7 separate regions of the Homo sapiens genome follow, and all the other regions are linked to region 1. The links are chromatin contacts, found by Hi-C or POLR2A ChIA-PET in ENCODE. All regions are on one chromosome and are shown on one strand. Each heading gives the region's core, a stretch centred on a gene start or an enhancer-like site at or near the end of the contact. The rest is flanking DNA. Distances are from core to core; before and after follow the strand shown. Region 1 has its middle 19 kb from the start of SNORD28B. Region 2 overlaps NOX3 (NADPH oxidase 3). Region 3 has its middle 49 kb from the start of TMEM242. Region 4 has its middle 98 kb from the start of TMEM242. Region 5 overlaps ARID1B (AT-rich interaction domain 1B). Region 6 overlaps ARID1B (AT-rich interaction domain 1B). Region 7 overlaps ARID1B (AT-rich interaction domain 1B).

Region 1 (3,983 bases), core at 1-2,500:
CAGGTCAGTCAAGCCAACAGAAAATGGTAAATTCACATTTATGGTGTGAACCAAGGCCATCACTAATAAAACTGTAACCTCGCTGGTGGAATACTGAAATATGTCTTGACATCTTTGCAAGAGTTGTAAAGAGAGCCTGGAAAAGAAAAGGAAAGCCCAAGCATTGTTTGCATTTTCTTTTTGCATTTCATTCAGCAAAGACTTTTTAAAAACTTAGTAGAGGGTGATACCAGATGTATTTAGTCTGCAGTATGGCCAGCCTTTAAGTACATGAAGTAATCCCGTCCAAACAGCAGCACAAGTGCCTCAGTTATCTCAGGTAACCAGTTTGGAAACAGCAAGAGGGCTTTGGGTTAAATATCAGAAAATATTCATAAGACACCATAACAACAGAAACAGAGTCGAACTAAAACTTTGTGGCAAAGCCAATATGTAAATCACAGCTGGTGATTTCTGTTAGGAACTTTGGTTTGGGAGGTTTCACAGCTTCATCTCCAAAGCCCCGATTCAAAACCACAATGTTCAGCAAGTCAGTGAGATTTCATGCTTTTATCTGAAACCCAGACCGACAAATGCATCTCTTGATGCAATTCAGGATCTCTGAATCTTCGCTAAAGAACCGAGCTAACCCATGGAACGCAATCTCAAAGCCTTGCTCTTACCCAGAGAAGCACAGTTGCCACTTAAAGGTTCAATAAAAGGAGAGGTAGGGAAATGCCTGCTGCCACAGCCCATTAGTTGCTACATTTAAACCCCTACCACAGTAACCAAATGTGATTGAGGTTTCAGAAGGAAACCTACACGGTATGAAATGTAGCAATCATTGGTCTATAAATATAGGATGTTATTCACTGTCAAGTACTTTCTCTAAAGGAGGGGTAGGGGGAATTCTTACTGCAAAGGTAGGTTGCAAAATTTTTTCACCTAGAAATAATTTAGAAACCGGCTGGGGCACAATCTCATAATGTCTCAGGTGCAAAAAGTTTCTGATGCACCGGAAACAAAAGCTGGCAAAACAAAAGCGACGTCAGTTGTCTCTCTGTTCTACCAATTGAAGCTTGGGTGTAAAAGGAGAATGTTTTTTAAATCCAGGGATTAGTGAGGGACGCTAACCCCTGAACCGGGATTACTGAGGGACAGAGAAAGAAAATGTAGAGGAGGAAAAAGGAACATTTTACAAAAGATTTCCTTCGTAACTACCTTCAGACCCCGGGGCTGCAGAAAGGAGTAGGCGGCTGCGGTGTCCTGGGCCCTGCGCGTCCACGCGTGGGAGGCGAGGCCAAGGCTGCCAGGAGGCGCTCCCGCACCCCAGGTGCGCTCCTCCAAGGAGGCCCACCCGCCTCCGCTGGCCCAGTTTTCGCTGTTTTCTCGGCGCACCACGGCGCCTGCAGTTAGTAGGCAATCCATCCCCCCGAGCTGCAGCGAGTTAAGCTGCAGGCCTTTTGTAACGGCCTCAGGTGTGAGCTGCCGCAAGCCCCCCCCACCCCCACCCCCGACCAGAGGATCACCGGCCCGGCCGAGAGGACTAGGAGCCAGGTGTGCGAGGCCGAGGGATCCACGCCGTTCCCGCCCAGCGCCCCCTGGGTTATTAGGCCTCGCTCCCCCACACAGCCCAGCTGGTAGCGAGGCCGGAATCAGGGCCCTCCGTCGGAGCTCCCACCTTTAAAAGAACGCGTCCAGAGGGCGGAGCCAGCTTAAAAGCGGGTCGAGACATTCACCTGTGGTTAGGCAAAGACACGAGAGAAATAGTTAATTCCTCAGGTGCCCCAAATCACAATAGAGCTCGGGAAGGAGGAACAACTTGACAGAGAAAAGAGGACAGGACATTGATCAGGGAAGATGTCTGCAGAGCTTGAGGTTGGGGGATTGGGTTCCAACCAGGGAAGGTAATTCTGCAAAATTGGAACACACAGGCCCTCTGTCTGTAGGCAAGTCTGACAAAGGGCACAATCCAGGAAATGGAATCGAGATGCGTCCCCTGCCTCTCAGCCTACTGACCCACTTTCCTCCGGCTACGTCTCCCCCAGATCCATGCCCCTCCTTAAATCTTCCTGCTAGCCCAGAGGGAGGAAGGATGAGGCCTGGGGATCACAATGTAGGTGGAACGAGAAACCTGGGTCTGTTTGACAGTTTCAGAAGCAAAGAAGCGTCTCTCTCTTTCCCAAAAAAAAAATCCTTTCTGAGCCCCCCTCACTCAGTCCCACCATACATACATACACAATGCACCTGAGGAGACCTCCAACTCCCTGTCAAGGAGGCTGAATTTCTACACGTAGTCGCTCATTTTGTTTAAAGCGCAGAAAACATCTGCACCTAATAAAAGATGTTAGTGTGCCATTCTAGAAAAGAGAAGCCTTTGATACATTCTTTGGTGTTAATGCTGCGGCATGAAGTATTTTCCCAGATTGCAGTCTGTTATCTGAATGGGGCAAAGATTCCCTAAGTGAAGGGAATATTGAAAGAAAGTTCTGGAGCATGCAATCCTGTCCAGTTGAAGTACTGCAGGAAAAGGAAGCACGCACACACATATGTACACAAATGCACACTCATACAGGCAAATCCTCCATGACTGTGCCTCAGAATCACCTTATTCAATTGACAGAAGCACAGTGTGACTACCATACTTTTGTTACATCCATGAAGTGTGTGTAAAGAAACACAAGTCACACGATCCTTGGCTGGCATGGCTGCCTCTGCCCTGCAAGTGCCCATGGCCACAGGGAGTTGCAATGGTACCAGCATGGGCTTTGCATTAAGTATATTTAGGTTTGAATCCTAATTCTCGCACCTTCTGACACAACCACCTGAATTCAAGTTCTGGTTCTTGCTCTCAGAAGCTGTGTGGTCTTGGGCAGGTGACCTGACTTCCCTGCCTCTCTGTTTCCTCATCTGCAGTGAGTGTAGTAACCTCAGACAATCCATGCAAAGCACTTAGCGTGGTGCCCGCCACGTGCTCAATAAAAATGAACTATCATCACTTCAATTATTAACCATTAGATTTTGGGTAATTTTCCTGCTCTCAGCCTCAGATTCCTCATCTGTAACATGGAGATGATCTTATCTACTTTGACAGGAATATTATGCAGGTTGAAGGAGATATTATGTAGGAGAGTTAGGGAGCACTCAACAGATGACAGCAGTGATGGTGATTAGGAGAAGGAGGATGAGGATGATTTTGACGTTAAATATGTTCAAGCCAAGCCAGAATATTCACAGGTACCAGCCCAAGCCCACCCGTTAACAGGAAAGGTAAGCACCCATTCACCCCTGCCTGCCCCTGGATGGTGACAATATTTGTCTCATCAGGTGGATTCTCTTTGGCCTAATTAGTTTTACGCAATTAGGTCTGAAACTACATATGATATAACCCAAATTCAGGGAATCTCAGCTATTTAATTGTTTCTTTCCTTTTTCCCTTTTCTCTAAGCTCTGATGTAAGGTAGTGTCTCAGGTAATTGACTCATCTGCCCGTATTTGTTCATTACAGCTGTTGCTAGGAAGTTATTATGTAAATGGCCCTGCTCCTCAATCTCCATTATGCTTTCTTCTTGTTATTGTGAGATGGAATTAAGTGCTAGCCCTGTATTGAGTTTTTATTAGAGTCTTTTTATACTTTCTTATTTTTCTCTCCTCCTTTATCAGTCCCTTTAGAAGTTAATCCTTTTAAGGACTTTAAAGAAGATGCAGAAATTCTTGAGCACCTTGGTGGGGAAGGGGGCTGGATTTCAAAGTGGGTTGAGCCTCTCCTTCTTCATTGTGTTGATATTTAGTACCTGGCTTCTTTAATTTTCAAAAAAAAATCAAATTTAAAACATCATCATGCTCCTATAAGCTTCACTACTTCTGATAATCAAATAGCAGGTTTCAACTTGACACATGGATAGGGTAGCAGTGTGCCACGTTCATTACCATCCCTTCTACTGGATTAGGTAACTGAGTCTAATAAAGATAAAAAGCTTCCAAGATAAAAGGAAAAAACAAAC
Region 2 (3,983 bases), core at 645-3,144, 980 kb before region 1:
GAGGACTGATCTCTTTTGGGCCTCCGTTTGGTCTAATTACAGTTAATAATCCTTGTTGGACAACTGAAACATCTGAAACATTCTTTTTTTTTTTTTTTTTTTTTTTTGAGACGGAGTCTCGCGCTATCCTCCAGGCTGGAGTGCAGTGGTGCAATCTCAGTTCACTGCAACCTCCACCTCCCAGGTTCAAGCAATTCTTATGCCTCAGCCTCCCGAGTAGCTGGGATTACAGGCACCTGACACCACGCCCGGCTAATTTTTGTATTTTTAGTAGAGATGGGGTTTTGCCATGTTGGTCAGGCTGGTCTCCAACTCCTGGCCTCAGGTGTTCCGCCCACCTCGACCTCCCAAAATGCTGGGATTGCAGGTGTGAGCCACCACACCTGGCCTGAAACATTATTTAATAGCAGAATGATTCCATAAATTGTGGCCTATCCACACTATGGAATACTCTAAAGACACCAAACAAAATGAAATAGATCATCAGGTATTGACACTGACGGTGCCCGAAGTTATGCTTTAATGAAAAACAAAACAAATTACACTTCCTCTGCCTTCTACACACACACACCCCTATTTATGCATGAATGTGTATAGGTATATGCATATAAATGCATGGAAAAGGAATGGAATGAGACATATTCAACTGTTTAATGGTGAGTTTCTTAGGGAGCAAAGTTGGGGAGGTGTTTAGTTTGGGGAGGGAGGTGAAGGGAGATTTTAAAATGTTTGTGTATTTCATTGGACTCTTTTGCAAGAAGACTGTAGTCACGCAATCTGTGGTTAATAAACCAAGATATTAAACATATTAATACTGGTCACTTCCGCACAGAGCAATGGTGAGGGCTGATGGGGTACTGAGGCCTTTTGAGGCCCTCCGAGGAAAGACAAGAAGCATACATTTCTTTAGGAGAAGCATGAATGGCCCCTCCTAAAGAGGCCAACTGATGGCAGGAATCTTGGTGATTAGTAGAGATGATCAGTTCCAGGAGTAGTCAGAGCTCCAGTGTGAGGGAAAGTGAAAGTAAATAATTTCTCAAAGTAAACAGATTAAATTAAATGCATTTTTCATTCACTAGAAAAGAGAGCAGGCCCTCCTTTGTTTTATTAATATATTTTAGTAGAGTATGGATTTTTTGTCTTTTTTGGCCTCTTTCCCTTGTTCCCACTGGCCCGTGCTGTCTTTTTATTTGAATTATCTGTTTATTATATTAGGTTAAGAACCCAAAGGCCATTTTGCATGGGACACACTATAAATACCCATTATCATGGTTATATATTATGGAGCTGATGAAGGAAGACAATTTATGAAGAAATGAGATTATCTCAGTTCTTGTATAATCTGTTGTATCGTAGTCTGAAGACTACATATGCAGTTAAGAAAACGAACCGCATCTTGCAGTTGGCAGTTGTCTCAGTCCTGACTGCACAGCTGTGATATTAGGGAGAACTAAAATGTGTAAGCCAATCTATTTATGTCAGCAATCCTCCCCCTCCCTCCCCATTCATACACACCTATTTCATTCATCATTTTGACAGTTTGCACAAGCAAACCGTCCTAATTTTTTTTCAAGAGCTCTTTTCACAAATTGAGTGTGATGTAGAATTAATCATACCCGTTAGGCAGGAGGTGGAGGACTTTATTGCTAGAGGGCATTTTTCACCCCCAGCATTCAGCTTCCTCCATATTGCATCACAGAGAATTCTCAACCACCCTCAGCCTTCCCTCATCCCACAGGGGCACAGCGTTCTCAGCTGCCTTCAACTCAGTGAAGTTTGGCTCTTACTTCTGCGTTGAAAATATTTCTTTCATGTATTACAACTTTTTTCCATTTTCATCACAGCAAGCCATCATTATACTTCTTGTTATTTGGCCTTCTTGGGAAATCCCCTCCTGCCCATTCTTCCCCCTCCCCTTCCACTCCCCGCCCCCTCCCAGATCTTTCAAAACAAAAGTACTTAGAAACAAAGATATTTTAAGACATCAGCTTCAAATGGAAAGTACTACTTATGACGCTTCCCACTGAGGAAGTGGCAGGCGCCTTATTGGTTGTGCTCCTGCATTTTACTTAGAAGTTTTCTAGAATAATGCAACAGAGGAGAAGGGTAAAGAAGTTCTAGTTTGCAACGGTGACAATTGAGAAAACTTTGGTGCACATTTTTTCCTATAGACTTGCAACTTGAGTTTTGTGTGTAAAAATGTATGCCTTATGCCAACCAGTGTTTTTACACATGGAGGAAAAAAAAATCCCACCTAATCGCAGTTAACCATTTAAGCTTAAAATTCTGGCTCTCAACGCCTATGCGAGTTGTCCTTTCCTTCCTTATTACAAAAGAGGACAATCTGAAAACTATAGTCCAGACTTAAAATTGTGAAGACACCGTTAGATAAATATGTACTGCTTTGCTCTGTGGCACTTCAAAAATTATATAGACTCTGACAGTTTAGTGGAAGGAGTAGTCTTTATATCTCAAAAGCATGTAGGTAGCCCTGACAAATATTAGTTACATAAGCCTAATAGTAGCTATACTCAAACCAACACAAAGTTGCTTTAAAAGAGAGAAACTTCCTAAACCTGTTCTCATGCCTGCAGACGCTTAAGGAATTGGATCTGAACTGTAATTTTCAGCCCAAACTTTCAATAGCATGAAAACCTCACTTCTTCCATGAAAGAACTTTGAAGCAGAAATCAGAAACACATGCTCAGGTCCTGACTCAGTGGTGAACAAGCTGGGTGACTTTGGACAAATCATCTCCGCTCGAGGTGCAGATACTGACTTTCATGGTCCTATGCAAAGCTAGGAGATTAGGACCTTTAAGTTATTTTATGATTCCACACTTTAGCTTCCTTTCTCCCATATGACATTATTTCTGCCCTTATTTTCACCTGAGTCGTGTCCAAATAGTCCCTCACATTTTTATAAGCGATGAAAACATTGCTTTTATATTTTTTACTCTACTGTTTCTGTTTCTTGGAATAGAGATCAATGTCCCTATTTTATGGTTTTGTGGTGACTGCAGTGCTGAAAGCCTTGAGAAACGCCACAAGCAGAGCCCAGGAATGACAATGGAATGCTGAGAAAGGAGGCAAAATTAAGATTTTGTAGGCTCCTGTATGAATTTTAAAATTTTTGGGGGTTCTTATAAGATTTTTCCTCTATATTCCTAGTAAAATAATTGGAATTTAGTAAAAATCATTGAAGAATTTTTTTGGTTACATAAACAAAACCTTAATACCCTTAAATTTTAAAGAAAATTGTGTACAGAAGCCATTGTTTATTCTTTTTGGACATGTAGACATTTATTCACTCATTGATTTATTCAATATTTTTACTATATATATAGTTATCACATGTTGTATGTGTATATATATATATGTATGAAGATATCCAGAGAAGCTATGTTCAAGGAACTCACAGTCTGTTAGAGAAAATAAGATTATTTCACGAATCTTAATACAGGAAAGATATGTGACATAACAGTAGGGCAGCAAAGGAGTGGTGGAGGTTAAGAGAAGGGGGAGGTGATTGTGAGTCGGGTGTAATGACAATGAGACTTTGCATGTCTCTGAGCAGGACTTGAAATATTAGTTGGATTAGTGAGTGAATGAAAATGAGACACGCTATCCACCACCATCTTCCTGTGAAGCATGAAGTGACTTTTAGTGTCGTGGAAACCATGAAGCAGTGAGCCACCTCTCTGAGTGGGATTTACTTGGTAGGCAGCAAGAGGGAAGGAAGAACTTAGGGTGGCTGAAAAATCATCACGAACCAAAACAAAGCATTGCTGTGAGGTCCAAATATCCCAGTCACTGTTTTGCTTGCTTTGTTAAATATATTATGGCGTAGAGGAAAGAAGATGAGCTTTGGTGCCAGAAGGATCTAGATTCAAACTCTAGTTCTAGTATTATTTAGCTCTCTGTGTGTCAGGGTCCTCATCAGTATTGAGAATATTACCTATCTGAATGAGCTATTATGAGCAT
Region 3 (3,983 bases), core at 726-3,225, 880 kb after region 1:
CCCCTCCTCCACCTGCTCGCTGTGTGGTCATAGGTCAGTTCCCCGCAGTCTGAGTGCCCAGCGCTGTCACCTGGGAAATAGGAGGGGCAACTTCCTTCCCAGGGTAGATGTATCAGAGATAATGTGTGTGAGAGTGCCCGAGGCATGGAGTTGGTGGGGGGGGGGGGCTGGCCAAAGAGAGATGTCATTATTTGTGATTTTACTGAGGAAGAAACTGAGGCACTGAAGCTGTGCATAAACCTTGGTCTGGCTCCCTGAAAACGAGACAGTTGGAGTGGAAAATGTCAAAGGTTCCTTTGAGCTCTAGCAATGTGGAGTTCTGCAGTCAGAGGGTTGAAATGCTGGGACATCTTGAATTGTTTTGAAAGGAAAGACTCATAAACGAGGCACATAGAGCCTTAGGAAACAACCTGAATCCATGCACAGTGAAACAAAACGAAACAGAGCCTCAGCTACTGAATTCATCTCCTCCCCTGACGCCCCGTTGCCCAGGGCCTCTCATTTCCACAGACTGCAGTTGCAACCTCTTGGCCCTTCTTGGTCGCCAGTCGTTTCAGGTCCTGGGCTAATGGACGTGGCCTGGGAGTGATCAGCCAGGGCCATTACCCCTTGGACGGTGCTGTAGGCAGACCTAGGCTTCGGGACTCCTGGGCTCCTGGACCCCTGGAAGAGTGTCGAGAAACATCTGGACAGGATTTCTCAATCTGGGCACTACCGACATTTTCAGCAGTGAATTCTTTTTTCGTGGGGACCTGTGCTGTGCATGGCAGAATGCTTAGCAGCATCCTGGCCTCTACCCACGAGGTGCCAGTAGCACCCTCTTAGTGTCTCTAGGCAATACCAGAGACGTCCCCTGGGGGAAGAGAGGCAAAACTCCACCCACCAACCCCCTCCCCCCAGCCTCTCATTGAGAACTGCTGATCTGGAGGCACCCTAGTTGTCCGGAGGCGGAGGGAGGAATGGGGCTCCTTGGGGTCAATATGAATTTGTTTTGTATTCCTTGTATTTAAATCCACACAAGAAAGAGCCACTCTACAAAGGGCAGAGTTGTTTCAACTGCAGATGGACTCTTCCGGGACTAGAGGAAAGGATGGGATTTTCTTCTTCGAGGTGCTCTTTAAAAGGACACCCTGAAGCCCGGCAGCTGCAGCCAGGGATGAGACCTCACCAACCAAGGCGACGTAGGTAACAGGGCCCATGGGCCCCCAGGAGGCTCACAGGGAGGGCCCTCCCCTGGCCAGGCCTCGGGTGGGCTGGGTTTGCCGGCTATGCCCCGCCCACACTCGCCCTCCCAGCGGGCCCAGCTCCTATACCCTGCTGGGTGCGTCTTCACTGTGGTTCACAGAGAGACGTTCTCACTGCCTTGCTCTGTGGAAAAGCAGATTGCCGAGGTGGATGGGAGGGATCCCTATTTTGGAAAAATAACATATCACCGTACACACACCCACACGCAGAGGGGAAAATGTGGCAGCAGACACCAAAATATTCCTATAGTTATTGATGGAAGCTGGGATTTCAGGTGCCTTTTTTGCTTATGTTTTCTCATTTTTTGACCTTGAACATGTAGTTACTTATAACAAGAAAAAGTCATTCGAGAAAGTAAAGAAAGTAGACAGAAAATGGCACCTTAAAACCCAAACCGCCAGAAACACCACTTAGATCTCAAAAAGGCACTAGGAAAAGCCCACTTCTGGTTTTTGGGTTTTGGCAGCCACCATGCAGAGGGCGGCCCCTGGGTGCTGAGAGTTCCGGGGTCGGGAGTGGGATACAGGTGGGTAAATGAGGGGCTCCGAGAGGGTGCAGCTGCGGGCGCTGAGGACTGAACTCTCCTGGGAGCACGCGCGGGGGACAGGGAACGGCGGCCACGCCCGGGGACCGACGCTGCAGCCGGGAGGAGGCTCAGTCTCTGCGCCTGGGGGCGTCCAGGGAGATGCCAGGTGGGCGCGGCCAGACGCGGGACCTGGGGACCACGGCACCCGCAGCCACGCCTTCAGGACGCGTGGGCGGGACGGGCTCCGTGGGCTTCTGATGAGGACGGTCGGGGAGATGTCGCCTGCGCGTTTCCGGGAGCCTCCAGTGGCCCCGGTTCCAGGGGACCAGACAGAAAACAAAAGAGCAAAAGGCAGCCAAGGCCTCCAGCTAGGGGTCATCCCCGCAGCCCCGGTCCCGGACGGGGCGGGAGGCCGCTGTGGGGACGCGCCGCCGGGCCTCGCTGTCAGGTCGCCCGCGCCCCGCTCCGCCCGCCCCGTACAGGCGGCGACAGCCCCGCCTAGGCCCGCGCCTCGGCCGCCCTCTGCTGGGCGAAGCGAGCACCACGGCCGAGCGGCGGCCCCGGGAGCGCCGCGGGGACTGCAGAGCGCGGGGAAGCGGCGGCAGCGGAGGCTCGGCCTGGAAGGCAGGGGCCTTGGGGGCGTCCGGGGAGAGGGCCGGGGACATCTGTCCAGCGTGGGCCGTGCGCGGTGCCGAGCGCGCGGGGAGGGCCGAGGAGCTAGACGCGGACCCAGCTCCTCTAGGAGCCGGGAGGGATGGGAGGGACGGAGGGTAAACGGGCAGTGCCGGCCGAAGCCCGGTGGGACTCGGCGGCAGACAGACAGGCGGCTTCCGAGGGAGGACCCGGGGCCGGGCGCGGGCGGCGGGAGGCGAGGCCCTGGAGGCCTGGCGCTTCTCTGCACCGCGAAGACCCGGAGGCTTCAAGCAACAGACGCGGTTCTGGAGGCCGGAAGTCCAGAGTCAAGGTCCCCGAAGGCTGGGGGAGAGAATCTGTTCCATGCCTTTCTCTTGGCCTCTGGGGTACAGGGTCCTCAGTGTTCGGGGCTTGTCTCCCGTCACTCCAGTCTCTGCCTCTGTGGCCACATGGCCCTGTGTCCCTGTGTCTGTCTTTTCTCCTTTTACAAGGACAACAGTGGTCTTGGAGTAGAGCCCACTCTCATCAAATTTAGCTTCATTTTGGACGGGCGCTGTGGCTCACGCCTGCAATCCCAACACTTTGGGAGGCCAAGAAGGGCGAATCACCTGAGGTCAGGAGTTCGAGACCAGCCTGGCCAACATGGTGAAACCCCATCTCTACCCAAAATGCAAAAATTAGCCAGGGGTGGTGGCGGGCGCTTGTAATCCCAGCTACTCAGGAGGCTGAGACAGGAGAATCGCTTGAACCTGGGAGGCGGAGGTTTCAGTGAGCCGAGATCGCGCCACTGCACTCCTGCCTGAGCGACCAAGTGAGACTCCGTTTAAAACAAAACAAAACAAAAAAAACCTCCTGTAATCCCGGCACTTTGGGAGTCCAAGGCAGGCGGATCACCTGAGGTCAGGAGTTTGTGACTAGCCTAGCCAACATGATGAAACCCCATCTCTACTAAAAGTACGAAAAATTAGGCTGGTGGCGGGTGCCTGTAATCCCAGTCACTCAGGAGGCTGAGACAGGAGAATCGCTTGAACCTAGGAGGCGGAGATTGCAGTGAGCTGAGATCGCGCCACTGTACTCCAGCCTGGGTGATAGAGTGAGACAGCGTCCCCCTCTCAAAATAAATAAATAAAAATAAAATAAATAAAGTGTGTGTGTATACATACATAGCTTCATTTTAACTTGCTGAAAATGGAAAGGCCTGATTTTCAAAGAAGGCTTCAACACTGAAATCTTCAACACCAGGGGTTTGGACTTTAACATACCTTTTGTGGGGACACAGTTCCACATACAGCAGGCCTGTTCCAGGTGGGCGTGCAAAGTCCACAGGGCTTCACTCCCAAGGCAGAGAGAACCTTGAAAGTTGTCATGATCTCACCTCACCGGAGTGGCCCTAGAAGGCAAGAGCCCAGCCCTGAGTCCCAGCAAGGAGGATTCCAAGCACTTCCACTCCCCAGGGAGGGAGGGGGCCTGGGGACTGCTTGGGGTTTTAGATCAACCCATGTATTGTAGGCAACGATTATTTTATTCTCAAAAAACAAACATGCCACAAATATCCCTCCTTCACTTTCTTTAGTTAGAA
Region 4 (3,983 bases), core at 933-3,432, 830 kb after region 1:
AGAGGAAAGCGCTGGGCACCCCCCCCCCGCGTGGTGGCAGTGGACTGTGACTGCTGGTGCCCCTCCGTGTCACTCCCTCTGGTCCCCCGCAAGCTCTTGGCACTCATGTCCAGGAGGCTCCCATTGCTCAGCGGATGTTGAGGGAGCACTTTGTACTAAAAGCGTGCTGGGGCAAAACGACTTCTTGATCTCTTCATGTTTTAGGCAGCTCCTCCCGTTATGGGCCCCAAGAGCGCTGCTACCTCCCAAGGGAACACAGAGAAGGTGGCTGGCGTCTGTCCTGCGCAGCGAACGGTGGTCCGGGGATGCTCCTGGACGGGGTGGAGCAGATGGATGACAGAGAAGTTGGGGGGCCCTGAGGAACAAGAGAAGCTGTGTTGGTGGCAGCAAAGGAAGACACCAGCCTGAAGGAGGTGCGGGACAGACAGGTGCTGGATGGAGTGCTGCGTGGGGATGAGGATGTTATTTTTGACAAAATGAAGGGGAACATTCAGGCGGTCATTAGCGAGCATGGTAATGGGCTTGTCGCTTATGCTCGGTGACAAGCTGTAGTGGCTTCTAATTTCTCCTGCACCTCCAATTACCCTTCAGGAGCAAGACCGTCCTCACGGTCAAGCCTTTCCAGCCAGCAGATCCAAGCAAGGAATAAGATCTATGCAGCTTCCATGTGTCTCTGGGAGAGAAGATTGATAAAAGCAATCAGAAATTTCCGGAATTGCCTGGAGAAGAGAAGGCCAGCGGGAGGGGAGGGGGCGAAGATGAGGAAGGAGAGGGCACAAGTTAATAACACCTGTCACGTTGCCGAGGGGATGCTGAGGGCCACAGCTGGGCTCTGTTTCGGCTTCGAGCGGAACAAAGAAGAAAGGGCAGCTGCTCCAGCAGCGAGGAGGTGGCTGGACATGAGGAAGTCTGTGGCTGACGGGCTTCGGGGAGGCCTCCAGGGAGCTGCAGTCCCTGGGGACAGCACCCCGGTGCAGGTGGCTCCGGTGGCCCCTGGGTTTGGCGCCCAGCACATTCCCTTGACACAGCATGGCTATTTAAGGCCCAGGCCAGCATCCCATCGGGTGCTTTTAGCCGCCTGCGTCTCCTGCGCCTTTGGGGCTTCTGGGGCCTTCGTGACAGCAATCACCAGGCCTTTCATCCCCGTGGCTCAGAGCATCCCCCTCAGGGGAGCGGCAGCCTTGGAGGGGGTGAGTGGGGAGGGGTGAGTGGGGAGCGGCTGAGGGGGGCCGGCGGGCCCGCTCCGTTGTCCCCTGCAGCGGCAGGCGCTGGAGAACTCGGCTGCAGTCATTAGAGCCGGGAGTTGGCGACTGTTGGGGCCTTGTGTGGGGATGAGCTGTTAGGACTTTCCTGCCTTTAAAGAACAGGGACTGGTAAAATCGTATATATGAAATCAAAGCAAAGAGGAACCTGTTTTAGAGGTGAACAAGAGAGAGCTCAGAGAAGCGCATTAGGGACATATGGCATTTGTCAATCAAACGCAGAGCAACCTTCAAAAAGCCATTAGAAGGCAGCCCCATGCCGGTTCCGCCATTTGTGCCGGCTGAGGGCTCCCCCGTCCCGCAGGCCCCACAGACGCTCTGTTTCTGGGACTAATTAGCCTTCCAGAGGGCAATCAAGGGCCTCTGCTGGAACTTTCTTAGGAACTGAGCCGTTAGATGGCTTCAAATGGACACCACTAGAAACAGGCAGGAGCCAATTAGGCAGCGGCTCCCTCCCGGGGCCCGGCCAGGCTGCAGAGCGAGCCAGGAGGCTCCAGCAGCCTCTTGGTGCTCCCTCTCTCTGACAACGCTCCTGCCTCGTTCCTCCCCACATCCCCAATCCTTGCACTGAGATCATTAACCTTCAGGGCTCCACGAGGGCAGGCATTGGGTCTGCTTTACTCGCTGCTGGGTCTTCGGAGTCTGGAAGGGTGCCTGGCACGGAGCAGGTGTTCACTCAGTGTGGCCAAATGTCTGGGTTTTGTCCCAGCGGAACGAATCACGTGGGATTTCCTTTGCGGAGCATACTTTTAACAGGCCAGCCATGTCCACTCCCGCTTGAGTTGGACACGATTTAGGCATAGGGAAAAGGGGCGTTAGTGCCGTCTTGCCACACTCGCCAGCCAGGCCCACTGGCCTCGTCCCTGAGTTTCCCAGGGGAAGTGGGTGCCAGAGACCATCCAGTGCCCCCACACCCAATGAGTCTGTCGACTGAGTGCCGCAACCAGGTCCCAGCTAGGGGCCCGCAGGCTGCCCTTGGCCTGGGACACCATTGCGTTTTCCCGCAGGACCTGCCCACCGCTGACCTACCGCATCCGCTGCTGGCCTCCACCTGCTAGCCCAGGCCAGGGCCCAGGGTGTGGGTGCTGGACACGTCGAGGGGCACAGGGAGCCAAGACTGCCTCATCCAAGCCCCAGAGCCTGCAGCTAACAAGCTAACAGGGAGACGGTATGTAGCAAACAGTCACACAAATAGTTCTTTCCCTCACTCCTTGTGTCCTCCTATTCACCCTCCCTTCTTTGTCCTTTTCTTAAAATTAGAAGCTAAAAATATGTCCATTGTAGAAACTTAGAACAGTACAAGAGCATAGAGAAACAAAGTTAAAAATATCAGTTACCTGTAATTCTGGCATCCAGAAATATCCACTTTAATAAGGTGTTCAATTTTGTAAGCAAACTTTAAATTTTATTATATCCTAAGCCTCTTCATGTCATTAATTTTTCTAAAATTTGAGCCTTTGTGGCTGCCTAGGGCCCCATTTATTTCACCCATCCCCAGTTGTTGGACATTCATGTCTCTTCCACATTTTCACCCTCATAAAAAAATGCCGCCACAAACATCCCAGAAGATAAATCTTTGTCACAATCTCTAATTAATTCATTAAGATAAATTCCAGGGAGTGAAAAACAGTGTTTCAAATGGTATGACTATTTTTAAAGCTATCTGGACATGTGGCCAAGTTACACTCTTGGGAACGTCATGGAAAATCCCAGCAGAAGTCTAAGAAAGGATCTAGATCCAGCTCCTTGAACCCAGCCAGCACTGGGTTATCTTCCCGCTTTGCGAAATTTGTCCTGTTTTCATTTCCTTGTCAGCAAGATTGAATTTTTTTTTTGTATGTTCCTAACCCATCTATATTTTGTTTTCTGGAAATTTTCTATTTGTATCCTTTGTCAATATTTTTTTTACCAGACTACTAATCTTTTATGAAAGTTTATTGTTTGAATTATAATCATTAGAAATTTCTCCTTTGTCACTTTTTCCCTCCCCTCCCACCCCCACCCCCAGCCCCAGTTCTGTGTTTCAGACCTCAGTGTCTTTATCTACAAAATGAATCGCTGGGCCAAACCACCTCCTGACTCCAAAAGTCTTTTCAAGAGCTCAAGCCGGCTGTGTTCTGCCAGATATGTCTGGTATAATCCTCCCTCATCTGCAGCCCGGTTCAGGTCTCCCAGCCCTTAGCATAGCTCCAGGAAACTTGAATTCCAATGCCTGCCTGAGTTTGAGTTTCACACTTGAATAACCAAGTCAGGTTTGCTAATCAGGCTTGCAGGTGTGAGTGGGAGCTGGTCCCTCCCAGAGGAGGGTCAGGGTGTCCACACCAGGAACCTCTAAGGCTGGGCAAGGCCGAACTGCTGCAGAAATGCAAGGCATGGCCCAACCACCCCCATTTATTGGTTGAGGAAATAATTCTGTGACATGAAAGAATTTATCTCTAAATATGAAAAGGAGATTTCAGAACAATGTGAGCCATTCATGCACACACGTGCATGCACACCCACACGTGCATGCACACACACACGTGGAGACTGGGGTCGTGCACACCCACACATGGAGACTGGATCGTGCACACACACACGTGGAGACCGGGGTCATGCACACACACACGGAAACCGGATCATGCACACACATACGTGGAGACCAGGGTCATGTGCACGCACACACATATGCACACCCACACGTGGAGACTGGGGTCATGCACACATTGCACATCCACACGT
Region 5 (3,983 bases), core at 394-2,893, 810 kb after region 1:
GATTAGAGCTTCAAGTAAGAGATCAGGGAATCCTGAGTGGTTATATGCTGTATTTTGGGCTTAAAGATTTGAACTTAACCAAGCCACTTAATCACTACAATACGTGCCTAACAGACCCCCCCATGAGGCTAATGAAATGCTAAAGGTGACCTGAGAAAATCTGAAGGCAAGCCACTCTGTAATTTGGTGACAACATACAGTGAATTTCCGTGGGAAAAAGTTAAAGCTTGTATGTAATATGTAGATTGATAGATGGTATGACATAAAGAATATGCTATGCTGTGATACATAGAACTGATATCATCCAATGCACTGGTAGACTTGGGCCAAGAACCATGTCAATCGAATGCTGATGTTGCTTGTTTATCCTCTGTGGGATGTTCTGAATACTAATCAGAGGTCTGGACTATCTGGAAGTACACACAGGGTTTCTGCATTATTTTTGAAGTACTTTTAACACAGGAAGGAAGATAATAGATCTGAGTTATATTAGGAAAAATTACTCAAAAAATATCAAGAACAAATTGACTTAAAATCTTTTTCAGTGATTAGAAAATTAAAGATATTAATAATTTGAAAGACATCAATCACTGGACATTAAGGAGATGTAGATTGAGAGACCAGGGCAGGAGAATCACTTGAACTCAGGAATTCGAGACCACCCTTGGACAACCTAGCAAAACCTCGTCTCTACTAAAAAGAAAAAAAATTAGCCAAAAGTGAGATTCATTTCTGTAGTCCCAGCTATTCAGGAGGCTGAGGTAGGAGGATCACTTGAGCCCAGGAGATCAAGGCTTCAGCAGTGACTGTGCCACTGTATACACACACACACACACACATATTCCTTTATATATATCTATCCATTTATATATAATGCATGTGTATCTATATCCCTTTATATATATATATAGATAGATATAAATATAGATATATAGATATATATAGAATATGTGTGTGTGTGTATTTATATGGGGTTGCAGAGGGAGAGAAGGAGACACAGACACTGAGCACCATTTTATATATAGAAATATATACACACACACACACGTGTATTGTGTGTTTATGTGTGTATATGTATGTTTAAATAAATACATCTAAATTTTCTAAAAATCTCCCAGTGCGGGTTATATAGCATTTGTCTTCAACCTAGGGAAATTTACATGTTTATTTTTAAAAGTAATTTTGATTTTTTTATTGTAAAAACAGTATGTAGCTATCTTAGAAAATTTTAAAACAGATAAAATAAAAGTGGAAAAGCCACGGTGTCTCCCCCTCATGCAATGATTCTTGGTGCCTGGAGAATGCCCCCAGCCTCCAGGCAGCTCCAGGGATCTGGCCGAGCTGGGTCTCATGGCAAATCTTCCAAACTTTCTACCTGATCATTTTGTTTCCTTCAGTAGCAGGAATAGGGAAAACAACAAATTACTTCCCATTCTGTGGCTCCAGCCATACTCCTGAGAAATCTGAGCCATCAAAGTGCTAATATTTATCACAGCATGTTCTGAGGGCAGGAGCACAGGACTAGAGGAAAGCAGCCTGGGAAGCCAAGGCCGTGTGTCTGAGGAGGCTGTCTTGGAGTTAAATTTTGCTTCCATGTTCTGCATACTTGGCGGCCTTCCAGGACGCCACCTTGAGACACTCGTGAGTGGTGAAGCCAAAAGAAGACAAATACCACTTTTGGGTTTGACTCATTTATTAAAAGCTCTGATACCACATTGCAGACTCTGTAGGGTGGCTGAAAGAAATAACCCGGCCATGAGAAAGGACCATCTGTGCTCAACCACTCCACCTCCAGAAGCACTTTCGGCCCCTGCGTGACCAACAAAGCGAGATCTGAAACCACAAAAGTTTCTCGTTACAGCTATGGCCTCCATTTAAAATCGGAAATGATCACGCTTAACTGTCCTTGAGAGCATTTGTTTAAAGTCAATATTTAACTTAACACTCCACTTATTTTTTCTTACTCTTTCGTTAACTTTCGTTCTTTCATGCATAGAGTCAACATTCATGATATCCTTGTTCTTCCCCATCTTCAGTTACTCCTGAGGCGTGGCGTGTGATGATGTCCCTTAAATCAGGTCTTTTGGCTGAGAGTACGTGGGCTTTGGACACTATTAATATTCTTCTGTATGATGACAGCACTGTTGCTACTTTCAATCTCTCCCAGGTAAGCCAGCATAGTCCAACTAACAACCAAATTAGGATAGGAGAGCATCAGGCCATGCACATTTGTGCTTGAACTAATGCCTGAGTTGATGAGCACTGACCGTCCAACACTGTTAATCACTGCAGTTGTTATCAACCAGCCTTAATCAATGTAGAGTTATCTGGGATAATATTCACTGTAGTCTTTAGTGTGTGTACACACACATACCTCTATTTCTTATGAGAGAACAGTGACTGTGTGTGTATGTGTATATGGGATAGATGACAGTAGTAACATTAAATTGTTCAGAATGAATATTAGCTGGCCAATGGGAAGAAATCAAAATGTAACATTAAGTTGTGACTGGAGTCAGCATTGGAAACACAGTTGGTTGCAATGGGACATAACCCTGCTTTCCAGGAGGACTTGACATCTTCTTTTCATTAAAAAGATATTCAAGATTTAGAAATTTTATATTCTATACATTTATAGAATGTATAAATATATATAGAAGGAGAGAGAGCAGTTTAATGAACCCCCATGTACCTGTCAGTCAGCTAAAATAGTTATGAACTCATGGCTAAACTTACTTCTTAGTCTATGCTCTCTCATTTCTGCCTCTCTCCAGGTTATTTTGAAGCAGTCATGTAAAAGCCTACTACTTTTAATGAGCTTAAACCCCTCCTTTGTTCAGAGGTAGGCTTCAGGTAGCTTCCAGCATAATAGCTAGAAGAGAGGAGCACTGAAGTTTGGGGAAAATGCCCGAGTCCACTGGGCTATAGACTTTTAAAGAAATATTTAGAAATAAAAAATGGAAAAAGGTCATTTTCCCTATAGTATACAAACAACTCTCTACTTTGAGTGCAAAAACTAAAACACTTAATTTCCTTGCTTCTAAGGAAATAAGACCAGAATCTTCTACTTCTTTCTTCTCTCATTTAAGCCCTCATTATCAGCCTAGAAAGGCAATTTTTCAATTGCTAGAAAGTTTATTAATAAGGTCATAAACATTGTACGAGTTCTGTGTTAACAGAAAATAAGTATTTAAAAACTGTATACTGCATTTGCTAGAGTAATGCGCTTTCATCCTTATGTTAGGTGAACTGTTGTTGATCACATATTTGCATAACCAGAATTGCTTTATTAACTTTCCCTTTTCCCCTGGAAAAAAAAGGGAAAATGCCCTTGGAACATTGTGCCTTCAGCACACTAAAAGCAGTTCTTTCTAGTTGGTGCTGGGGGCTTCCCCTGACTTCTTAAAAATTGTTCCAACTCTACTTTCAAGAAACTGACAGTAGGATATGAAGGTATAGCTGATTTCCAGAACATCTACCGGGAAAGAATCCTTGTTAGAATCCTTGTTACTTACTCTTTAGAGTTCCTAAACATGGTGGGGGGTGTTGGGAGAGAGGGCAGTTGCTAATCGTGAAGTGTATTGGTTTTTTCTTGGTACAGTTGCTTAAAGGAAACCAAACTTGTTCTTGTAGTCAGTGGTTCTCTCATAGTGGTTTTTGCCTTTCAGCTAGAGTCATAAATAACTGAAATGTAAAATTGCATTTTATGAAACATTTTAATTTATTTATCATAGGCTAAATTGATTTGTTTTTAATTTTCAGTGTTCATGAGCTACCACATTGCTGAAATTATCTTCTCCAAAAGATATATAGAGAACATAAATTAGGGTGACCTATGGTACCTGAGACAAAAATAACCATAAAATCCTAAGAATAACAACCATAAAAATCCCGGCAAGCAAGTCTCAGATAAATAATAGAAGAGAACAGAGTCACTTTGGGCAAAAGAGTCTATAAAATCCATGTTCCCACTCTTCTAATAA
Region 6 (3,983 bases), core at 1,035-3,534, 700 kb after region 1:
ATATTAAGCTTCTCAAACAAAAAAGGAATCTTAGAAAGAGGAAAAATATTGAGGAGGAATAAGAATGGGTGAGAGAAGGGAAAAATTAGGTTTTGTTTTTATTAATTTGCCCTGGTGAGAGAAATATAAACCATCCCTCTATTTGGTGTTCTCCCCGCCGCCTCTTACCTTACATCAAAGCGAGGATTCGAGAGAATGGAGCTGGTGGCTGTTCAGCATTTTATGTCTGGTGTTCTGCCTGAGGAAAGTTCAGAACCTACCTCTTTTCTTACAGATAGCAGAGTGCTATGAATCCGGACTTCCTGGGGGAAGGCCGGGCTAGCGATGCCATACCCAAATGTGGAGAATAGACCTTTCCCTCCACAAGTGGGTTTTCACGTGGCCCAGTAGACCTTGGAATTGTATGCCTGAGCTTTAAAGCTATTGCAAAGGGTGTGTTTTGATGAGAATGCCAGATTTTCAGCATGGTAGTTGATGTACTTCAGGACATCATGGACTTTCACAGGGGATGCCTCGCAGATCCTCAAGATTCCCAAAGTTAGAAGTGGTTCCTGCTTTCAACCAAATCACATTTTTGGTCATACTGCCTATTTACTATTCATGTCTTCACATCTGAAGTTAACTAAAGTTGAGAAGCTTTCCTTAAAGTTCCATCTTTTATTTAATGGCTGTTTTATCCACAAAGACACAGTTTTTATTCACCTCCCCAGAGTCGGTCCTGAGTGGAGTGGCAAGTGCAGTGGGACCCAGGCTGAGCTGTGCCAGCCGCCACCCTGAGAGTTGTGCCTCAGTCAAACCCAAAGCACATTATATTCCCACACCTTTCAGGCCACTTAGCAGTCATCCAGACTAAAAATGTCTCATTTTAATGCGGAGAATCCTCTGTATGTAAATGTTTTATGACTCCAGTTTATTTTTTTTATTTTTTTTGAGACGGAGTCTCGCTCTGTCACCCAGGCTGGGGCGCAGTGGCATGATCTCAGATCGCTGCAGCTTCCGCCTCTCAGGTTTAAGCAATTCTCCTGACTCAGCCTCCCAAGTAGCAGGGATTACAGGTGCCCACCACCACGCATTTTTGTAGAGACAGGGTTTTATCATGTTGGCCAGGCTAGTCTCGAACTCCTGACCTCAAGCAATCTGCCTGCCTTGGCTTCCTGAAGTGCTGGGATTACAAGCGTGAGCCATTGCGCTGGGCCAACTCCAGTTTATCTTTAATCAAAGCTGTGCTGACTTAAATAGTTAAGTCTAGAAGTCCGTGCATCACCATGTATCCTCTGACTTAACTTGTCCTTTGCCTTGCCAGAGACTTTTCAGTTTCTTTGCCCCAAGTTCTCTGTGGGAAGGTATCTCCCCAAAAGGGATCTCATGGGTATTAGTGATCAGACTATTAAACCAACTTGCAAGGGTCTGTCTTACCCTCGCACCTGTCACAGAGTTATGAGGAGGACCCATGCGAAAAACATTGTGTAGTTTTAGTATGTTTAATTAATAAAAGAAAAGTTCTGGTTTGAATCTATGATAGCAGGCTGGGTGAGTAACGTTTTATAAGTTGGTCTTTAAGGGCTTTTATGAGGACATAATTCACATAGACCACATCATACTCACTTCTGTTTTCTACCTGTTGGCTGATCGTCCTTTATAGCTAATCTATCTTCAAGCCTAGGAGTGAGGTTTAGAAAAAGACTTGGAACACTCAGACCACAGTAGGGAGGAGAGTTGAAAAGCTTAATCCGGCAGGTTTTTGACAGTGTATTAGTTTGTTTAGAATAAAGGTATATGGCCCTGTGAACGGTGCGTGGGAGCTGTCTTGTTCTCTCAAGTTCGGGAATTGGAAGTATCCTTATTCCCTTCATGGCTCGGGAGTATCCAAGTCAGATAGCCTCTGAAGTGCCCATTTATCTGTATTTTTAGGACCTAATGACACATGAATAGTCTGTAATATTTTGGATAAGGATTTAGGAAAGTCTAGCCCCGTTTTGAATGAACTTTCGAGCTGTATGACATGAAAAGGTTTATCTCTCAAAGCAGGGGCTTAACTCCTTCAAGGTGAGGACACCAAATTGCTGTGGTTCTGTGTTCTCAGTTGAAAGGTAGGGAAGAACATTACTTTCTGGTTTATACTGCTCTAATCTGAGATAGGATTTATTCACAATAAAGAATTGTGTTGACAGCCTGTTCACCAACATCTTCCCCACCCCTCTGCCCTGATACAGGACCTTTTGGTAAAGGGTGAGGTGATCTTATTAGAGACAGAGGCACACACACCCCATGCTGAACAATAGGAAGTGTTATAAGTTCACACCCACGCACTTCAGATAAACTGTTAACCGGAACCACTAAGCGGAAGCCTGAGCAGATTCTGTATTTCAGTAGTTTGCTTGGAGCATATCGAAGTTGGTGTCAGCCAGCCTGCTTCTTCATTCTGAGAATAAGTGGGATTTTTTTCCGTTCTTGAAGCAAGTGAAATAGAAAACACTGAACAGAAGGATGCTATGTCTAAATAACTTGTGGGTTTTCTAACTCATCTAAATAAATGCCTGAGACTAGGACATTTGTTGAATGTATGGATTATCAAAAATGTATTTTTCATTTACACCATTAGGTATTATGCAGGTTTTTAAAGAAATGACCCATGAAATCCTTGTGCTGTGTTGCAGAGCTGTACCATCTTACCATACTCTAGCTTCTTACTAACTGAGATAAGATGTACAGTGATTTCCACAGATGCGGAGTCTACCATGCAACCAACCAATGCTGTCTCTTAACAAAATTATATTGTCATTTATCATGGTGGAAGGAAAGATCCTGACCAGTTCTTCATGTTGCAGAAATTAAAGGAGCAACTAAATACAACCCATAGTAAGAAGTTATAGTGTAATTACTAGTGGGTTTGGCAGAATATAAGAAATGCATCCTCCAGAAGATCGGTAAAGTCAGATGGTGGCAGGTGAGACCCGTATTCTACTTTAAAGATTTGAAAGAGAGCCGATTTCCATGAGGCTGTACTAGAATAAAGCAACCCAGTGTTTTAATTTTGGATGCAGCAGCAGAATTGCACAGTCAGTGGGAAGCACAAGATGAACACGATCATAGTAGTAATGTATCAGTATTTGGTTGCTACAATGTGTTCTTTTAATTTCTCACTAAAGTTAATGACACCACCAAGAATTCTTGATGAGTAGAAGAATTAATTCAATTGCTAATTGCTGAAAACCATGAACTATGTATTGATTTTGTAGCACCATCCCATGGGAGTAACTTGATCATGATAGAGTTATTTGCAAAGTGACTGGAAGCATTCCTCATTTCTTCTCAGAATTCAACAAGAACCACAACCAGTTTAATTCACACGGACCTAAGAATAGGTCTGTCTTACCCTTGCCACTGTCACAGAGTTTATGAAGAGGGCCCAAGTACTTGCCACTAAACACCTCATGATCTCCATGTATTGAGGATGATTGGCCAAGAAAATTATCCAAATTTCCATGGTTTCACATGTCTTTTCACATTAATTATAAAAAGCCAATCTTCTTGAATTACTAATCGAAGAATATAATTTAGGACATTGCCCTCTATATAGTGAGTACTCTTTTTTTTTTTTAACCTCATTTGGTACATTCAAGCTATCTCTAATTTACCTGCGAACTTGTAAGACAAATAAATGTATATTCTAGACAGTGCTCTCTCTTTAGCTCCTTCTTTCTTCACTTTTGCCCAGAGTCAGCTAACGTAGGAAAATTGGAAGGATAGAATGGATCTGAGGCATTAAAACCGAAATCAAGTAGTGTCTGTCATTCAGACTCCAGATTTGCTATCTTGACTAATCATGTCAATATTCCATCTCAGATAACTAAATCCATCTTAGGTTAGTTGGCTTTTTAGCTGTAATGATGTGAAAGGAAGGAATAATTTTTCTATGGCCACTACAACTTTTGAAACATGGAATTTCTGAATATTTCTATATCTATTAGTATTACTAATAC
Region 7 (3,983 bases), core at 1,089-3,588, 660 kb after region 1:
CTTCTCAGCCTGTGTGACTTATCTCATATAGAAGAATTGATCAGGGAATAGCTTTCAACTAGGGTATTGAATGGTAATAGATCCGTGTGGAACCAAGTCGGCCTGTTGGACTGGATGTCAACTGTAGACAGATGCCACTCTCTGCTACTCAAATAAGTTTTGTTGGGGCTGATTACTTTCCCCCAATATAATTGGCACCTTTATTTGCACATTCCTTGTGAAACAAAGTGAAGTTTCCTATGGATATTTTCATCAGTGTCCTTGGAATTCCAAAGTGGACTCTTGTAGCTGTGTAACTTAAACAGGCATAATCTGAATGGCTGCTTATACAGAATATCTTGTAAAGCAAAACAGAAGTTGCAAAGGAAAAGATGCACTTTGCCTCAAAGAATTTAAGAAATGGACAAAGATTGGACAAACATAGCAACCTGTACCAAACAACAGCACCTAAGAGCAGTTTTCGTTTGTCTGTCTGTTTTTTGAGATGGAGTCTTGCTTTGTCACCAGGCTGGAGTGCAGTGGCGGAGTCTCGGCTCACTGCAACCTCTGACTCTCTGGTTCAAGCAGTTCTCCTGCCTCGGCCTCCCGAGTAGCTGGGATTACAGGCACATGCCACCATGCCCAACTAATTTTTGTATTTTTAGTAGAGACGGGGTTTCACCATGTTGGCCAGTATTGTCTCGATCTCCTGACCTCGTGATCTGGCCATCTCAGCCTCCCAAAGTGCTGAGATTACAAGCGTGAGCCACCACACCCAGCGCTAAGAGCAGTTTTTACCAGCCTGATTTACAACAGTGCAAAATATCATGAAGAATTATTTTATTGATTGATTGATTGATTGATTTAGGGACGGAGTCTCACTCTGTAGCCCAAGCTGGAGTGCAGTGGCATGATCTCGGCTCACTGCAACCTCTGCCTCCAGGGCTCCAGCAATTCTCGTGCCTCAGCCTCCCGAGTAGCTGGGATTACAGGCGCCTACCGCTATGCCTGGCTAATTTTTTGTATTTTTAGTAAAGACATGGTTTCACCGTGTTGCCAGGGTGGTCTTGAACTCCTGAGCTCAGGCAATCTGCCCACCTCAGCCTCCCAAAGTTCTGGGATTACAGGTGTGAGCCACCACCCCTGGCCTATCATGCAGAATTTAAGCTAGCTATTCTGAAGATAGCAATAGCCCTTTGGGGGATGTGCTGTCTTGACTGGTTTCTCTTGTCAATAGTATAAACAGAGCAGTATATAAAACTATTAACTTTTCTACATCTTTTTAATACAAGTAGTTTATAATTTCAGCTTCCTACTAGGCAATTATTCAATCCTGCAACTTTATTCCTGAATTTTGGCTATAATTATTATCACTTGAATGTAGAAATGATTCCCTCTTTAAGGACCTTAGTTTGAGTGGGGTTTGCTTTGTTTTATGAGATTAGGAAAAGAATCATGTCTGTGGCTTTTTGTTGCTTACGTGTATAATATCAAGCCTTTCTATAAGTTTGATTTATTATGATAGCATGAAATTTTTCTTCTATGAAAGTGGATGAGCTGGGCACTGTGGTTCACGCCTGTAATCCCAGCACTTTGGGAGGCCGAGGCAGGTGGATCACCTGAGGTCAGGAGTTCAAGACCAGCCTGGCCAACATGGTGAAACCCCGTCTCTACTAAAATACAAAAAAATAAAAATAAAAACATTAGGCCGGGCACAGGGGCTCATGCCTGTAATCCCAGCACTTTGGGAGGCTGAGATGGGTGGATCACCTGAGGTCGGGAGTTCGAGACCAGCCTGACCAACATGGAGAAACCCCGTCTCTACTAAAAATACAAAATTAGCCAGGCCTGGTGGTGCGTGCCTGTAATCCCAGCTATTCGGAAGGCTGAGGCAGAAGAATCGCTTGAACCCGGGAGGCGGAGGTTGCAGTGAGCCAAGATTGTGCCATTGCACTCCAGCCTGGGCCACAGAGCAAGACTCTGTCTCAAAAAAAAGAAGGTGGATGGCCAGGAGCTGTGTGATTCTTTGCCTTAGATTAGGTTTTTCCCCTTGGAAATGCTGTGTCTTAAAACTGAGATTTGTAACACAAGGCAGCATCAAACTATCTTCAATTTCCTTAGCATCTTTTAATGTTCTTACTGCCCAATTAAATATTTGGTTTTTAAAATGGTAGTGAGTTATAGTTTTTTGAAATAATGTGTTTGTATTATTTTATAATAAACATGTAAATCTGGTGATAGGATTCAGAGCTACAAGGGACATGAGAAATTATGTAATCTATTGCCCCTGTGTTATAAAAGTAGGAAGTGAGGCTCATGGAAGGACTAGTAACCACCTAGACCTCACATCTCCTCACTTCCTATCTGGGGCTTTTTGTTCTATGTCTGAGGAAGTGGTTCTTACCTAAAGAGCAAGGTTTGTGGAAATAGTTGTTCACATTGAGCTGTGAAAGGCAAAAGAACCACAGCCTAGGCCTACTTACTAGATGTCACTGTTACAGGGGTGATTGTCAGATTGGTTAAAGCAGAAATCTTTGAAAATGATGCAATCATTATACATTTTATTTTAGCATAAAACACATAAATGTCTATTCACGTGTACCTCCCTCCTGTCCATGGTTCACCGCTGTCTCAGCCGTACCTCATTCTGCAGCAGCGTTTCACTAGCTCACTCATCCCCAGTGGTGGGTCTCTTTTCACATGGATACATCACCTGGTTCCATTTTCCATTCAGTTTAGAACTGGAGTAACTTGTAGCATAAACCTGCAGAGGAGGGAACAGAACTCACCACTGGGAAGCATCCTCCTCAGCTGGCATCAGCCGGGAAGTAGGGGGGCTTTCCAGAGAGGAGCCACCTCACCACTGAAGCCAGCAGATACCTCAGGTGGAGCTTAGTGCCTGCTGTGTGGATAAGGGGACCATTTGCATTGGTTTCCCTTTGGAAATGATGAGTGATTATCTTTCCTTCTACTTCAAGCCAGATCTCCAATAATATGCTGCTATAGAAAAGATACAGATCATTAATTGGTTAACTAGACAATAATCATTAGTTTACCCATCTTATTTTTATGCCTTTGATTTTCCTTTCCAGTAACATAATCTTTTTTTGTTTCTGTCTTTGTCGTTTAAATTCACCCGTAGAACTTGTACAAAGTACTCTTTAGAAGTAGCTGCTCAAAATTTTTGCTTTAAAAAGAAAACACCCAAATATCACCTTAAATTTCAAACCTTTACTGCTCACTGTAGTAACTGCTCTCTAGTCCTTAAATTTGATTATAATATTCTTGATAACAATAGAAAGCTAACTTTAACAAAAAGGAAAATTTGAAAATTCTTACAGATCTCCTCTGGTGAGATTTGAAAGGTAAGTGAGGTTTCAAATGTATTAATTTTCTGTTGCTGAGTAACACATTACCCCCAAATTCAGCAGTTTAAAACTATTCTTCCTGAGTATCTCACAATTTCTGTAGCCAAGAGTCCAATAACTGGGTCCTCTACTCAGGATCTCGTGAAGTTGAGATAAGGTATTGTCAGGGCTGTGGTCTCATCTGAGGTTTAGGGTTCTCTTCCAAGCTCACCCGTTGGCAGAATTTACTTCCCTGTGGCTGGAGTTCTAAGGTTCCCACCATCATGCCGCATGCTAACCCAGCACCCTTCTCAGTTTCTGGAGGTGACCTGCAGTTCCGTGCCTGTCTCCACAACATGGCAGCAGGCAGGAGATTTGCATTCAATCTCTCCCACCTCTTTTAAGGGATCACCTCTTTAGGTCAGACCCACCCAGGAATATCTCCTTTTATTAACACCAAAGTCAACTGATTAGGGACCTTAATTACATCTGCAAAATCCCTTCTACCCTATAAAGTGACATAATTGCAGAAGTGTTACCTGTCATCTCCACACCGCCCCCACCTCATACTTAGGGTCAGGCATTATGTAGGGTCTGTATACCAGGGGCTGGGAGTTTTAGGAACCATCTTAAAAATCTGCCTCCCACAGCTACTGA

What was found. Hi-C counts contacts between places; a loop is a spot of excess contacts on that map. ChIA-PET counts read pairs that join two places held with the same protein, here RNA polymerase II (POLR2A). Pooled maps may share reads with other maps.
Region 2: a loop to region 1 is called in a map of naive thymus-derived CD4-positive, alpha-beta T cell, with 5 times the contacts of the local background. The contact joins two enhancer-like sites. A Hi-C loop is called at or near these places in 1 of 168 maps with a recorded cell type or tissue (naive thymus-derived CD4-positive, alpha-beta T cell), 2 of 37 single-sample maps with no recorded cell type and 8 of 50 pooled maps. POLR2A ChIA-PET finds 5 or more read pairs at or near these places in 1 of 52 experiments (CD4-positive, alpha-beta memory T cell).
Region 3: a loop to region 1 is called in a map of OCI-LY7, with 6 times the contacts of the local background. The contact joins two enhancer-like sites. A Hi-C loop is called at or near these places in 3 of 168 maps with a recorded cell type or tissue (CD4-positive, alpha-beta T cell, OCI-LY7 and naive thymus-derived CD4-positive, alpha-beta T cell), 6 of 37 single-sample maps with no recorded cell type and 10 of 50 pooled maps. POLR2A ChIA-PET finds 5 or more read pairs at or near these places in 1 of 52 experiments (CD4-positive, alpha-beta T cell).
Region 4: a map with no recorded cell type shows a loop between it and region 1 (10-fold over the local background). The contact joins two enhancer-like sites. A Hi-C loop is called at or near these places in 1 of 37 single-sample maps with no recorded cell type and 7 of 50 pooled maps. POLR2A ChIA-PET finds 5 or more read pairs at or near these places in 1 of 52 experiments (naive thymus-derived CD4-positive, alpha-beta T cell).
Region 5: a pooled map shows a loop between it and region 1 (32-fold over the local background). The contact joins two enhancer-like sites. A Hi-C loop is called at or near these places in 10 of 37 single-sample maps with no recorded cell type and 4 of 50 pooled maps. POLR2A ChIA-PET finds 5 or more read pairs at or near these places in 1 of 52 experiments (naive thymus-derived CD4-positive, alpha-beta T cell).
Region 6: a pooled map shows a loop between it and region 1 (10-fold over the local background). The contact joins two enhancer-like sites. A Hi-C loop is called at or near these places in 4 of 37 single-sample maps with no recorded cell type and 7 of 50 pooled maps. POLR2A ChIA-PET finds 5 or more read pairs at or near these places in 2 of 52 experiments (OCI-LY7 and PC-9).
Region 7: a pooled map shows a loop between it and region 1 (2.3-fold over the local background). The contact joins two enhancer-like sites. A Hi-C loop is called at or near these places in 15 of 37 single-sample maps with no recorded cell type and 6 of 50 pooled maps.

The regions. Positions count from the first base shown.
Region 1 is chr6:156,395,706-156,399,688 of GRCh38, forward strand. No RefSeq gene overlaps it. Among named protein-coding and RNA genes, the nearest start is that of SNORD28B, 19 kb to the left of the region's middle. RefSeq lists a silencer at 469-518 and enhancers at 800-1,330, 1,331-1,860. Within about 2 kb of position 1,251, at least 6 of the 41 ENCODE cell types and tissues checked have a DNase peak (open chromatin) inside an H3K27ac peak, as active enhancers do; they include CD4-positive, alpha-beta T cell and OCI-LY7, where a contact is called at or near this core.
Region 2 is chr6:155,416,662-155,420,644 of GRCh38, forward strand. All of the region lies in intron 10 of NOX3 (NADPH oxidase 3), which reads right to left. Among named protein-coding and RNA genes, the nearest start is that of NOX3, 37 kb to the right of the region's middle. RefSeq lists enhancers at 1,641-1,790, 1,891-1,950. Within about 2 kb of position 1,895, at least 9 of the 41 ENCODE cell types and tissues checked have a DNase peak (open chromatin) inside an H3K27ac peak, as active enhancers do.
Region 3 is chr6:157,272,581-157,276,563 of GRCh38, forward strand. No RefSeq gene overlaps it. Among named protein-coding and RNA genes, the nearest start is that of TMEM242, 49 kb to the right of the region's middle. RefSeq lists enhancers at 717-1,549, 1,550-2,381 and silencers at 1,176-1,335, 1,766-1,855, 2,056-2,615. Within about 2 kb of position 1,976, at least 32 of the 41 ENCODE cell types and tissues checked have a DNase peak (open chromatin) inside an H3K27ac peak, as active enhancers do; they include CD4-positive, alpha-beta T cell and OCI-LY7, where a contact is called at or near this core.
Region 4 is chr6:157,223,462-157,227,444 of GRCh38, forward strand. No RefSeq gene overlaps it. Among named protein-coding and RNA genes, the nearest start is that of TMEM242, 98 kb to the right of the region's middle. RefSeq lists an enhancer at 3,513-3,983. Within about 2 kb of position 2,183, at least 12 of the 41 ENCODE cell types and tissues checked have a DNase peak (open chromatin) inside an H3K27ac peak, as active enhancers do.
Region 5 is chr6:157,201,830-157,205,812 of GRCh38, forward strand. It overlaps ARID1B (AT-rich interaction domain 1B), which reads left to right. Exons shown (of 20, transcript NM_001374828.1): 19 at 2,037-2,167. Among named protein-coding and RNA genes, the nearest start is that of TMEM242, 120 kb to the right of the region's middle. Within about 2 kb of position 1,644, at least 2 of the 41 ENCODE cell types and tissues checked have a DNase peak (open chromatin) inside an H3K27ac peak, as active enhancers do.
Region 6 is chr6:157,098,052-157,102,034 of GRCh38, forward strand. The region is part of intron 5 of ARID1B (AT-rich interaction domain 1B); the gene reads left to right. Among named protein-coding and RNA genes, the nearest start is that of TMEM242, 220 kb to the right of the region's middle. Within about 2 kb of position 2,285, at least 5 of the 41 ENCODE cell types and tissues checked have a DNase peak (open chromatin) inside an H3K27ac peak, as active enhancers do.
Region 7 is chr6:157,052,258-157,056,240 of GRCh38, forward strand. The region is part of intron 4 of ARID1B (AT-rich interaction domain 1B); the gene reads left to right. Among named protein-coding and RNA genes, the nearest start is that of TMEM242, 270 kb to the right of the region's middle. RefSeq lists a silencer at 3,284-3,484. Within about 2 kb of position 2,339, at least 4 of the 41 ENCODE cell types and tissues checked have a DNase peak (open chromatin) inside an H3K27ac peak, as active enhancers do.